2 separate regions of the Mus musculus genome follow, and region 2 is linked to region 1. A link is a loop called in an ENCODE intact Hi-C map of the cell type or tissue named here. Cell type or tissue: heart. All regions are shown on one strand. Links, peaks and the distances in the headings refer to the core of each region. The heading gives the core; the rest is flanking DNA. Region 1 overlaps Akap13 (A kinase (PRKA) anchor protein 13). Region 2 has its middle 15 kb from the start of Gm51489.

Region 1 (5,377 bases), core at 177-5,176:
CACTAAGAATAGTCTAGTGGGTCTGGAGAAATGCCTCAGTGGGTAAGAGCACGGGTTAGACTCGCAGAGGATCTGGATGCAACTCTAAGCACTCGCTGGCTATTCACTACCGTCTGTAGCTCCAGCTCCGGGGGATATGATGGCCTCTTTTGGTGTCTCTGGACAGCAGGCATGGATGTGAGGTACCAACATACATACAGGCAAAACACACACACACTCACACACACACACACACACACACACACACACACACACACACAAGCACATAGCCCATCCCTAGGAAAGTGTTTGTGGTTTTGGACACAGGTGACTTCGTTCATGCCTTGTCATAGAGAACTTGCCATATGTCATAGCCATGGCTAAGGTTAAAATGAGAAAGATATTTGGGAGTTAGTCATTCTACTCCTTGCATTCCCTGGCCTTCTTGGCTGTTATTCTCACAGATGAACTGTGAGGTGGCTCAGGGACAAGGGACGAACTGTTGGAGAAGTTCTCAGTTACCCACTAGTGTTTCATGTAGTCTTGTCTGCCTCCCATTGTGTAGATGACACAGTTGAAGCCCTCAAAGGCCAAACATCCCAGGGCTAAGTGTGTGTATGCTTATTAATGACTGAGCCAGAATCTTACCTGTTTTCTATTTGTTGTGAGACAAGTCTCGCTATGTAATCCTGGCTGGCCTTAATTCTGGGTCCTCCATCCTCAGCTCTAGAGTGCCAGCTAGTACTGCACTCCCTCTCATTCAAACAGCAGAGCCTGGTAGTCTTCTTGTCTTTACTATATATTAGTTGAATTTTTTAAAAACCTTCTTTGGTTAGAAATAAGACAGGAGTTAAGTGAACAGAGTTAGTGACACCATTCTGTTACACTGATGGATGGGAGAGGAGGGAAGATGGTTGACTTCAGACCCCCATTATATCAAGTCTACTAGCCTGTTGGATGACGAGGATAAAATCTTCCTTAAGATTTGTTGTGCAGTTGGCTAGATGATACACAAATGAGTGACAGAACACAGATTGATCTGTCTGGTGGGTCGCATATGATATGTGGCATCTGCCCTTTCTGCCTCTGTAAGTCTCACAGAACCTGCTGCATAAATCACATCTGGGAAAAAAAGTATCTTGCCTCCAAAGGACAGATACATGGAAAAGAACTTGATCTGTCTGCCAGGAGTGGTGGGTCTACGTGTCAATGGTAGGAGCTGAGACCTGAAAAGGGAATAGAGTGCTGCACTCTTAATGTAACTGTTTTCAAGTATTGAACCCTTTCAGGAGAATTGCTTGAGGAAGTAGAGGTGCTTCTGGACCACTCGGGAAATCTCTAGGATAAGTTAGTGAGAGATGAGTAGGTAACCAGACAGGCGAAGAAATAAGGTTGTTAATCAAAATGCTACGGCCAGCCTCAACCAGAGATGCCTGTTGGCAAAGAACACTGGTGAATGCAGAGATGCATGGCTGTTCAATGTGGAGAGAATAAGTTAGTGACAATTGAGTGTTCAACCCTGAGCACAGCATTTATACCTCTCCCTCTGAGGCTCTGGGAGCATGGTGGAAGAAGAGCTAGAAAAGAAATGTAAGAGCTTCAAGACAGGGAGAAGCACTAGGAATGTTGGTTTCTGGACATGGCACAGTGGTTACAGTCAGTACTCCACAGCAGCTGTGGCTGCCTTCAGTGGGGCCCAAGAGTAAATCAGGGATAGGGGCTCTACCCTTCCCTGCTGATGGAATTGGGAGGAAGGGCAGTTGTGGTCTTAAGGCCCATTGAGGAGCTCATCAGACTCACAAAGGTGATCTTAGTTAAACTCAGAATAAAACAGCAAGTCATGAATGTAGGAAAATTACCTGGGATCAGATACTAGAGGTAGGAAAGAAATTCGGGTAAAAGAATACACTTTAGACATGTATGAAATTGCCAAAGAACAAATTAAAAATACCAACTAGGCAGCTGGATGTGAGTGATGGGACAGGATAGACAAAGATACCGGTTTACCAAGCTGGGGATCCTGGAAGATAGAGTGCTAAGGAAGAAACCGTAAACTAGAGGTCAGTCAGCGGGAAGACTCATTTCTGCTATCCTGATAGCACCCTCTTGGTTGAGATACTCATGTGATAGTGACACAGTGGTCTGACGTTCAGAAAATAATGTAGGTTTAAGGGTGCTTGCTGAGGATAATCAGCATACGGGAGGCAGTTGACAGAGAGTGTGAGCCCCAGGAAGAAAGTGTGTAGGGCATATAGAGGGCAGTCAGCAGTGCCACTCCATTGCAGATGGAGGACCCATAAAATGCCCGGTGAAGAAACTGATATCCTCAGGGCAGCACAGGTAGAGTGTTTCAGAAAGAGGAAATAAATATCCATGTGGGAAAAGACCTAAAATAAGGGTCTGTAATTAAGGTGGTTGCAGGAACGTGGCATCAGTGCCAGACTGTGGTAAAGACAGCCACAGTCAAGAAGGGAGCAGAGACAACGTGCAGAGCAGTTACATCAGAAGTGCTGCTGCTGCTTCACAAAGTACAGAAGCAACCCTGTGCTCAGGATGGGAGGCATCTCCTGTCATGGCCCTTCCCTTAACTGCCACAAGGTGGTGCTCATCTCCCGGTCATCTCGTGGTCCACAGCTCCATAGAGTTTAAGTGGTTTCTCCATTTGCCCTGCAGAACAGCTTCAGCAGAAGGACCAGCAGATCCTCCTCTTGCTGGAAGAGAAGGAGATGATTTTCCGGGACATGACTGAGTGCAGCACTCCCTTGCCAGAGGATTGCTCCCCAACGCACAGCCCGAGAGTGCTCTTCCGCTCCAACACAGAGGAGGCTCTCAAAGGAGGACCGCTGATGAAAAGTGCAATAAATGAAGGTAATTTACACACAGTATCGGCCCCTCCTGTGTGTACACTAATGTCCTCTGCCAGTTCCTGCCATTAATAACTAAAGCACCAGTATAAAAAACTGCCCAGTGTCAGTATAGTAACTATCCCTTAGTTATAGTAAATATCCCTTATAAGCACTATGCAGGCTAAGAAATAAAATGTGGCAGATACCCTGAAAGCCTTTGCATGTCCCCGTCATATCTAACTTCCTCCTAACAGGTGCAGCTTCCCTAAAGTGCATTAATAATCACTTAAGTATTTTCCCCTTCTTTCTGGTTTTATTTTTAAGTTATGTTAATGTATTTACTGTACGTGGGGTGGGGGGGAATCCACACTGTGACATGGACATAAAGGTTAGAGGACAGCTTGGAGAGTCCGTTCTCTCTACCATGTACGGCTCAGAGATCAAACTTAGGTCATCAGGCGTGGCCCCATGGTGAACATCAGGCATGGTCCCATGGTGAATGCCTTGACCTGCCATCTCAGTTAGGGTTATTATTGCTATGAGGAAACACCATGACCAAAAGCAAGTTGGGGAAGAGAGGGTTTATTTGGCTCACACCTCCACATCACTGTTCATCATCATGGGAGGGCAGGAGCCTGGAGGCAGGAGCTGACTCAGAAGCCACGGAGGGATGCTGCTTGCTGGCTTGCTGGCTGGCCCACAGCCCCATCTTACGGAGGCATTTTCTCAATTGAGGTTCCCTTCTCTCAGATAAGTTTAGTTTGTGTCAAGTTGGCATAAAAGTACCCTTGCGTGCCTGCTGAGCCATCCTACAAGCCTGCATCCCCTTGCTCGCCCTGTACTTTATCCTTGGAGTAGCTGAGCTTTTTGAACCATGAGTTGGAGTTTCCATATGGTACCTTCTGTCCTCTAGATCTTGCAGTCACCGCTGCTTGCGTTACTCATAATGTGTGCTCCTGTGGTACTGGTTCTTTCCCAGGGAAATATCAGGTCCTAGGTAGCCCTGTTTCTGTGGAATAGGAACCGTGGGATGGATAGAAGGCTGAATGCCGGGGGGAGGGGGGGTCTTCTTTGTGTGCCAGTCCTCTGCTAGTACCTGCACTACGTTGTACACATGTCATGAGGCTGCAGTTGTAGCTCAGAGATAGAGCTCTGCATGCAAGAGGGGCCTTGTGATCAGTCACCAGCCCCAAAATAAACTTACTATGGATTCATGGGTTCTAGATCTCTGAGCAGTTCCCAACCTCATTTAAAGCTAGTGTCCTCCACTGGCCACAGTGCAGAGCTTGCTTCCAGGAGTTAAGGAATTCATTCCTTCAAGATTTCTGGTCTCTTAGTGAAAAATATTTTAAGATCGAAATCTAGGTACCAGGGATATAGTATATATAGTAGTTGCTGTGAGGTTTTAAACATTACTGTGTTGTCCTTTTCAGTGGATGGAGCTAATCAAATTACAAATTACAGGTTGCCTTTTTTATTTTAAAACCTTATCACTTACAAATGTCTGTCTGTTTTCCACATTGAGTATTCTTTCTCAAGGATACCCTATTCTATATTCTATTATAGAATTAGAATAACCTCTATTGGGTCGATAAGATGGCTTAGTTTAGGTGAAGGCACTTGCTGCAAAGTGATGACCTGAGTTGATTCCCAGAAGCCACATAATAAAAGGGCTTCCACACCCTCCTTGACACTCATGGACCACCACATATATACATACACACAGAGAGAGAGAGGGAGAGAGAGAGAGAATGAATATGCTTTTAATTAAAAATACTGTCCCAATCATGCATTAACACTGGTTCTAGTGTAATAGTGTAAGAATGATACTGGTATTCTTACCAATACAGTTCTTACATCCAAGGCGGCCTGTCTCCCATATCCATATTCTGAAGTAGTTACACTGTGTCTACACATCTGGTCTGTAACCATGCACACCCACTCTACTCCTAGCCTGACATACAGTATTTGTTCTTTAAGTACATCCTTATAGAATCCCATGTTTAGGTCAGTGTCCTCAAAGGCCCAACAAAATAGTATTTCTGACTCCTTTATTGATTTCAAAAGATCTTCTGGATATGAAATCTTTGGCTAGTATTTTCATACCTGAGTATATTAGTTACTCTCATGTCACATCTTTTTTCCCATCATGCTCAGAGGCTGGTAACCGTTTCTTGCCTAGATGCCCAAATTTTGTTTTGTTTTGTTTGTTTTTTTTTTCAGTCCAAAGCTTTTACAGAGTATGCTATATGCTTCTTGTGGGGGTGTTCCTTAAATTCCAGCACTCAGGAGGCAAAGGCAGGTGGATTTCTATGAGTTCAATGTCAGTCTGGTCTACATAGTAAGACTCTGTCTCCCAAAAATACTAAGCTTAAAAAGAGTTTCTCTCCGGGCAGTGGTGGCACACGCCTTTAATCCCAGCACTTGGGAGGCAGAGGCAGGTGGATTTGTGAGTTCAAGGCCAGCCTGGTTTACAGAGTGAGTTCCAGGACAGCCAAGGCTACACAGAGAAACCCTGTCTTGAAAAACAAAAACAAAACAAAACAAAAAAA
Region 2 (5,377 bases), core at 217-5,216, 68 kb after region 1:
ACACCAGATGAATAAACAGACTTGCATATAGCAGGTGTGTGTGATTTTAAGATTTAGTAGTGGGGCTGGCAAGATGGCTCAGTGGGTAAGAGCACTAACCGCTCTTCCAAAGGTTCTGAGTTCAAATCCCATGGTGGCTCACAACCACCTGTAATGAGATCTGATGCCCTCTTCTGGTGCATCTGAAGTCAGCTACAGTGTACTTATGTATAATAATAAATAAATCTTTGGGCCTGAGCAAGCAGGGACTGAGAGAGCAAGGTTGGCTGGGAGCGAGCAGAGATCCTAAAAATTCAATTTCCAACAAGAATTGCTCACATTCGCCGGACATGGTGGCGCATGCCTTTGATCCCAGCACTTGGGAGGCAGAGGCAGGCAGATTTCTGAGTTCGAGGCCAGCCTGGTCTACAAAGTGAGTTCCAGGACAGCCAAGGCTACACAGAGAAACTATCTCAAAAAACAAAAAACAACCAAAAAAAAAAAAAAAAAAAAAAAAAAAAAAAAAAGAATTGCTCACACTCATCTGTACAGCTACAGTGTACTCACATACATAAAATAAATAAATAAATAAATAAATAAATAAATCTTTCTTTAGGACAGTCATGTGACTGTAACAATCTAGTCACTAGATTCTTTTGTATCCATTTCTATGCTAGGGTGAATATGTTAGGAGGAAACTCAAAAGGTACCTTGGAGGGTTGGGGCCAAGGTGTGCTGGTAATGGGAGGAGGGAGAGCAAAAGTCTGCTTCAGAGTGGGGACATGAGACAGAGAGAGATGGACAGCCAGAGAGACAGTAAGACAGAGAATGAACAAGACAAGCAGATTTGGGGAGGCCATGACTTTTTTTTCTGAGACAGGGTTTCTCTGTGCAGCCCTGGCTGTCCTGGAACTCACTCTGTAGACCAGGCTGGTCTCGAACTCAGAAATCCAACTGCCTCTGCCTCCCAAGTGCTGGGTTAAAGGCGTGGGCCACTACTGCCAGGCTGTTGCTGCCTTTCTAGCTTCCCCAGATGCTTCTTCTGTCCTCTTTTGGAATCAGGTTGACTCTTTCTTACACCAACTCCTCCCCTTGACCAGTTCACACAGATGAAACTTGTCATCCACCACCCTTACCTGAAAGTCCTCCTCTTAGTTCTTGGAGCATTTACAGCTGAGCAGAACACCCAGCATGTGCTGTGGCACCTACAGGACTCCTGGGTGGATCCCCTGACACATCCGGATGGCTCCCCACAGAAAAGGAAAAGGAGGGACAGTGAGAAAAGAAAAATATACTGCAGAGGAGAGTGAAAAGAAAAAAAAAGTACGGTGTGGAAAGAAATAGAGCATAGACACAAAGAATAGTTACAAAGAAGTCCAGAGCGTTCCTCTTCTTGTCTATGCAGCAGGGATCCCAAGTGCAGGGGAGGTTACTCACTTAAGTGAACCGGGAACACACCTTGCCCAGCAGCAGGTGGGCTTTTGCTGTAACCCTGGAATTACTGATACTAGAGACTTCAGTGTTGTACAGTTTGCCTCTGCGTTACCAGACATAGGCTCCCATCCCCTCACCCCCAGGCAAGCACACTGTGCAGAAAGCTGGTTTCTATGCTGTGTCCTCTGAGCAGCCCTGGCTCCAACCCCCCACCTCCACCCCCCAGCATTAGAATGGCAGGACCCATAATGAGACATGCTCTCTGACTCTGTGTCTCCAAAAAACCCAACACTCCTGCTGATAAGAACTCCAGGTGCCTGTCCTTGAGACCTTAGAGAAATAAAAAGCTCAAGAAGACCATTTTCTGTTTGGAAAAGATAAAACAGAGGTCAGGTCACAGACAGTTAGTCTTTGAACAGACAGACACCCATTATCCCCCTCCCGCTTCAGTACTCTTCCACCCTCTACTCCCCTTTTCTGTAAATATTCACACTATTCCTATACCGTATATAAACCCAATGTTTTCTGAGCATTTCTGAATGCTCGCTTGTCAGCATTCACGTAGTGTAGTGAGTGCTAGGTGGGCAAACCAAGTTCAAACTTGCAAATAAAAGACTCTGCGAGTTGCAGCGCACTTGGCAGTTCTTGGGCTCGTCTGGGTTCCCTGTGGACCTAGGACACAACACTTGCATCTCCTAATACAAAAAACCGCTTGGGCCACTCACTTGCCAAGCAGGCACTACAGGTTCTTGATCCCCCTGTCCTGTGCGGTGAGTGCTGAGGACTTTGAATTGTGGTCATATCACCTTGCCTTGAGGCAAACCCACAGAACCCTCGGGAAACACAATTCAGGGCCATTTGCATTTCATAGAGGGCCCTGGAAACTTTCCCATGTGGCCTGGCTTTCGTGCAGTTTTATCAACACTGATCTGAAGCTCAGAAGGAAGGAGTCCCTTGGCCACTGGCAGGAAAGGAGCCAAGTTTCCATTTGGCCCTCCAGCCTCCTTTGTTTTGACTTAGACAGGAGGGAAGCCAGCCACATTCTCTGGCACAAGAGCCAGATTCACCAGCGGGGGTGGGAGTGGGGTGGGGTGGGGTGGGGGGTGGGTTGTGGTCTTCTCTTTAGGGGTGTCTGCCTCATCACCCTAATATCTCAAAGGATACAGGGAGAAGATGGAGAGGGACATTGAACAGACAGCAGGCTCAGAGGCTATCCGACTTAATATCAGGAGGCTGTTTCAGAACTGTACATCTTCATGTCCGTTCTCTCTCTCTCTCTCTCTCTCTCTCTCTCTCTCTCTCTCTCTCTCTCTCTCGCACACACACCTTCCCTCCACAGCCCAGCACTTGACCCTCTAAAGCCTCAGCTTGCCATTTCTCCTCCTGTGATTTGCGACCTTGAATGCGACCTGTGCTGTGCGACCTTCCCTCCACAGCCCAGCACTTGACCCTCTAAAGCCTCAGCTTGCCATTTCTCCTCCTGTGATTTGCGACCTTGAATGCGACCTGTGCTGTACCCCTGATCAGGTCTGACTCCCTCTCAGCCAGGAATTCCTCTCCGGCTCTAAGAACACATGCACAGATGGCCATGGACAACCCCTGACCCAGCTCCCAGCAGCCTCTCGGACTTTTAGACTTCTTGGGACTTCTAGACTGCCATTGGAATCCAGGAATGCTTCCTTGGACATTCCACAGAGGTTTTCCTAAAACGGTCAGAAGGGGGCGCCCTTTTGCCTCAGTCCTGCGTCCTGTGTCTTCCCTTATTTGCACTTCCCCAAGATACCCCCTGCTTCCGGGGAGTTGAGGGATTGGGGACATAGAGGGTGTTAGTGTCTGATAGGGTGAGGAAGGTGGGGAAGGTGTGAGGGGAGTCAGTCTGTCCTCAGATAGCATCAAAGACTCCCGATTTCAGAAGCTCCCACGCATGGTCGCATGGTCGGTGAACTCATTGCTTCAGGTCTGTGGCAAGGCAGGGCACTGTGTCAGAAGTGCGTGCGTGTGCGTGCGTGTGTGTGTGTGTGTGTGTGTGTGTGTGTGTGTGTGTGGATTCTCACTTCAAGTCAGCCAGGGAGTGAAGAGAGACACAGAAGGGGTGGGGTCCCAGCAGCCGCTTTCAGGGCACAGCCCCTACATGGCTCAACTTCCTCACACTCAGCTGCACTCCCCCAAAGGTTCCATTATGTAGTGCCTAGCTCAAGGCCAAGCTGTTATCATTTCTTCTAGGCTCCGCCCAGCAGTTACCTAGCAACAGGCAGGTAGGAGCCTGGTCCTTATTTTATTTTATTTTATTTTATTTTTTTAAAGAGCTGTCTTCAGACACACCAGAAAAGGGCACCAGATCTCATGCCACCATGTGGTTGCTGGGATTTGAACTCAGGACCTCTGGAAGGGCAGTCAGTGCTCTTAACCACAGAGCCATCTCTCAGCCCCTGAACTCTTGTCTTACTCCCTCTGGCATCCCCACCCCCACTCCTGCCTCTCCAGGAGTTCCCTGGCCTCTTCCCTTTTCTCTCTCCCCTCTCTCTTTCCCTCTTTGTCTCCTTTCTTTCCCACACTCCCTTCTCATGCCCCCAAATAAATCCCGTATGGCTGGTACCGCAGGGAGGGACGTCTCAGCATGGGCCTGCTATGGCACCCCCTCCCGCCCCATCATGCCACGACATTACAAAACATAGCCCACGCTTGCAGTGGGTCTTTGGAGGACACGCAGACCTAACCTATCGCACTGGAGGAGTGACTCTTCCTCTTGAATTTGATGCTCCTTACCTGTAGGCTAAGGTACTCATGCCACATCATGGTTAGCGTGTCCATCCCATGATAGAAACAGACATATCGTCCGTCTGTCCCCTTCTGCATTGACAGTCATAAATTTCCAGGGTGGGTAAGAGTCCCGGGACAAGCCCCGCCCCCACAGAGTGACTACACTTGCTGCAGTGCCCAAGCCCCTTATCAGGGCCTGTTCTTTAGAAAAGCTGAGGTCCGCCACTCCTTCTCAGAGCTGGGTCCATAGAAGCACGTCCTGCTGTCAGGACCAGTTGAACTATGAACCAGGCTCATCAGGAGCCTGGTTAGAGCACGGGGAAACAAAACAAGAGAGACTGATTTGGTGGGTATCCTAGCTAGGGTTCCTGTGGCTGTGATGAAACACCAGGACCAAAAGCGAGTTGGGGAGGATAAAGCTTTATGCTTTGACATATGCTTCACATCACTGTTCACCTCTGATAGAAGTCCTGGCAGAAACTCAGACAGGGCTACCACCTGAGGCAGAAGCTGATGAATGGGTGCTGCCAGCTGATAGATTATTTCTCCACCGGTGAAATGAGCCAATTTAAGTTAGATTAGATTATATTAAAGGCAGGTTTATTGGAAAGCTGCTCTCAGGCAAGTTCACTGGCCCTCACAGGGTTAGACCAGGGGAGTCACCATGTGGGGGTGGGGGGAGAAAGAGAGAAAGGGTGTACAGAGAGAAAGAGCAGAGAGAGAGAAGAGTGAGAGGAGAGAAGAGGGAGAGAGAGGAGGGAGAGAGGGAGACAAGGAGAGGGACAGAGGGTGCAAAATGTTTTCAATTATATACAGAGGAGGGAGGAGCCTCTGAGAGAAGGGCAGCACAGGCCCTGAGCTGGTAAGTTCAGGGTTTGGATGCAGGACATGCCAGGTAGGGACTGAGGGATGCTGGAAGAACCTGCAATCCAGCTCTGCTTTGATATGCAAAAATATGCATCTGGGTCCCTTGAGTATCCTAGGATCCCAAACCAAACACTTACTAGCTTCCTCTACTAACCTACCTACCTTCCTTCCTTCCCTTCTTCCTTCCTTCCTTCCCTTCTTCCTTCTTTCCTTCCTTCCTTCCTTCCCTTCTTCCTTCCTTCCTTCCTTCCTTCCTTCCCTTCTTCCTTCCTTCCTTCTTTCCTTCCTTCCTTCCTTCCTTCCCTTCTTCCTTCCTTCCTTCTTCTTTCCTTCCTTC

The links. A loop is a pair of places that touch in the nucleus more often than their neighbours do. Peaks named below come from ENCODE experiments on the same cell type or tissue, not always from the same donor. Only the 100,000 strongest peaks of a DNase experiment are listed, where the experiment ranks them.
Region 2: a loop joins it to region 1, with 3 times the contacts of the local background. A loop is called at or near these places in 4 of 42 quality-filtered maps.

Annotation. Positions count from the first base shown.
Region 1 is chr7:75,736,714-75,742,090 of GRCm38, forward strand. Akap13 (A kinase (PRKA) anchor protein 13) reads left to right here. Exons shown (of 37, transcript NM_029332.1): 30 at 2,653-2,847. Among named protein-coding and RNA genes, the nearest start is that of AU020206, 43 kb to the right of the region's middle. In heart, for the core only: a CTCF peak has its summit at 2,566 (motif pointing right); a DNase peak (open chromatin) is centred at 2,568.
Region 2 is chr7:75,804,546-75,809,922 of GRCm38, forward strand. No RefSeq gene overlaps it. Among named protein-coding and RNA genes, the nearest start is that of Gm51489, 15 kb to the right of the region's middle. In heart, for the core only: a CTCF peak has its summit at 3,130 (motif pointing right); DNase peaks (open chromatin) are centred at 2,406 and 3,136; H3K27ac peaks cover 1,896 bases.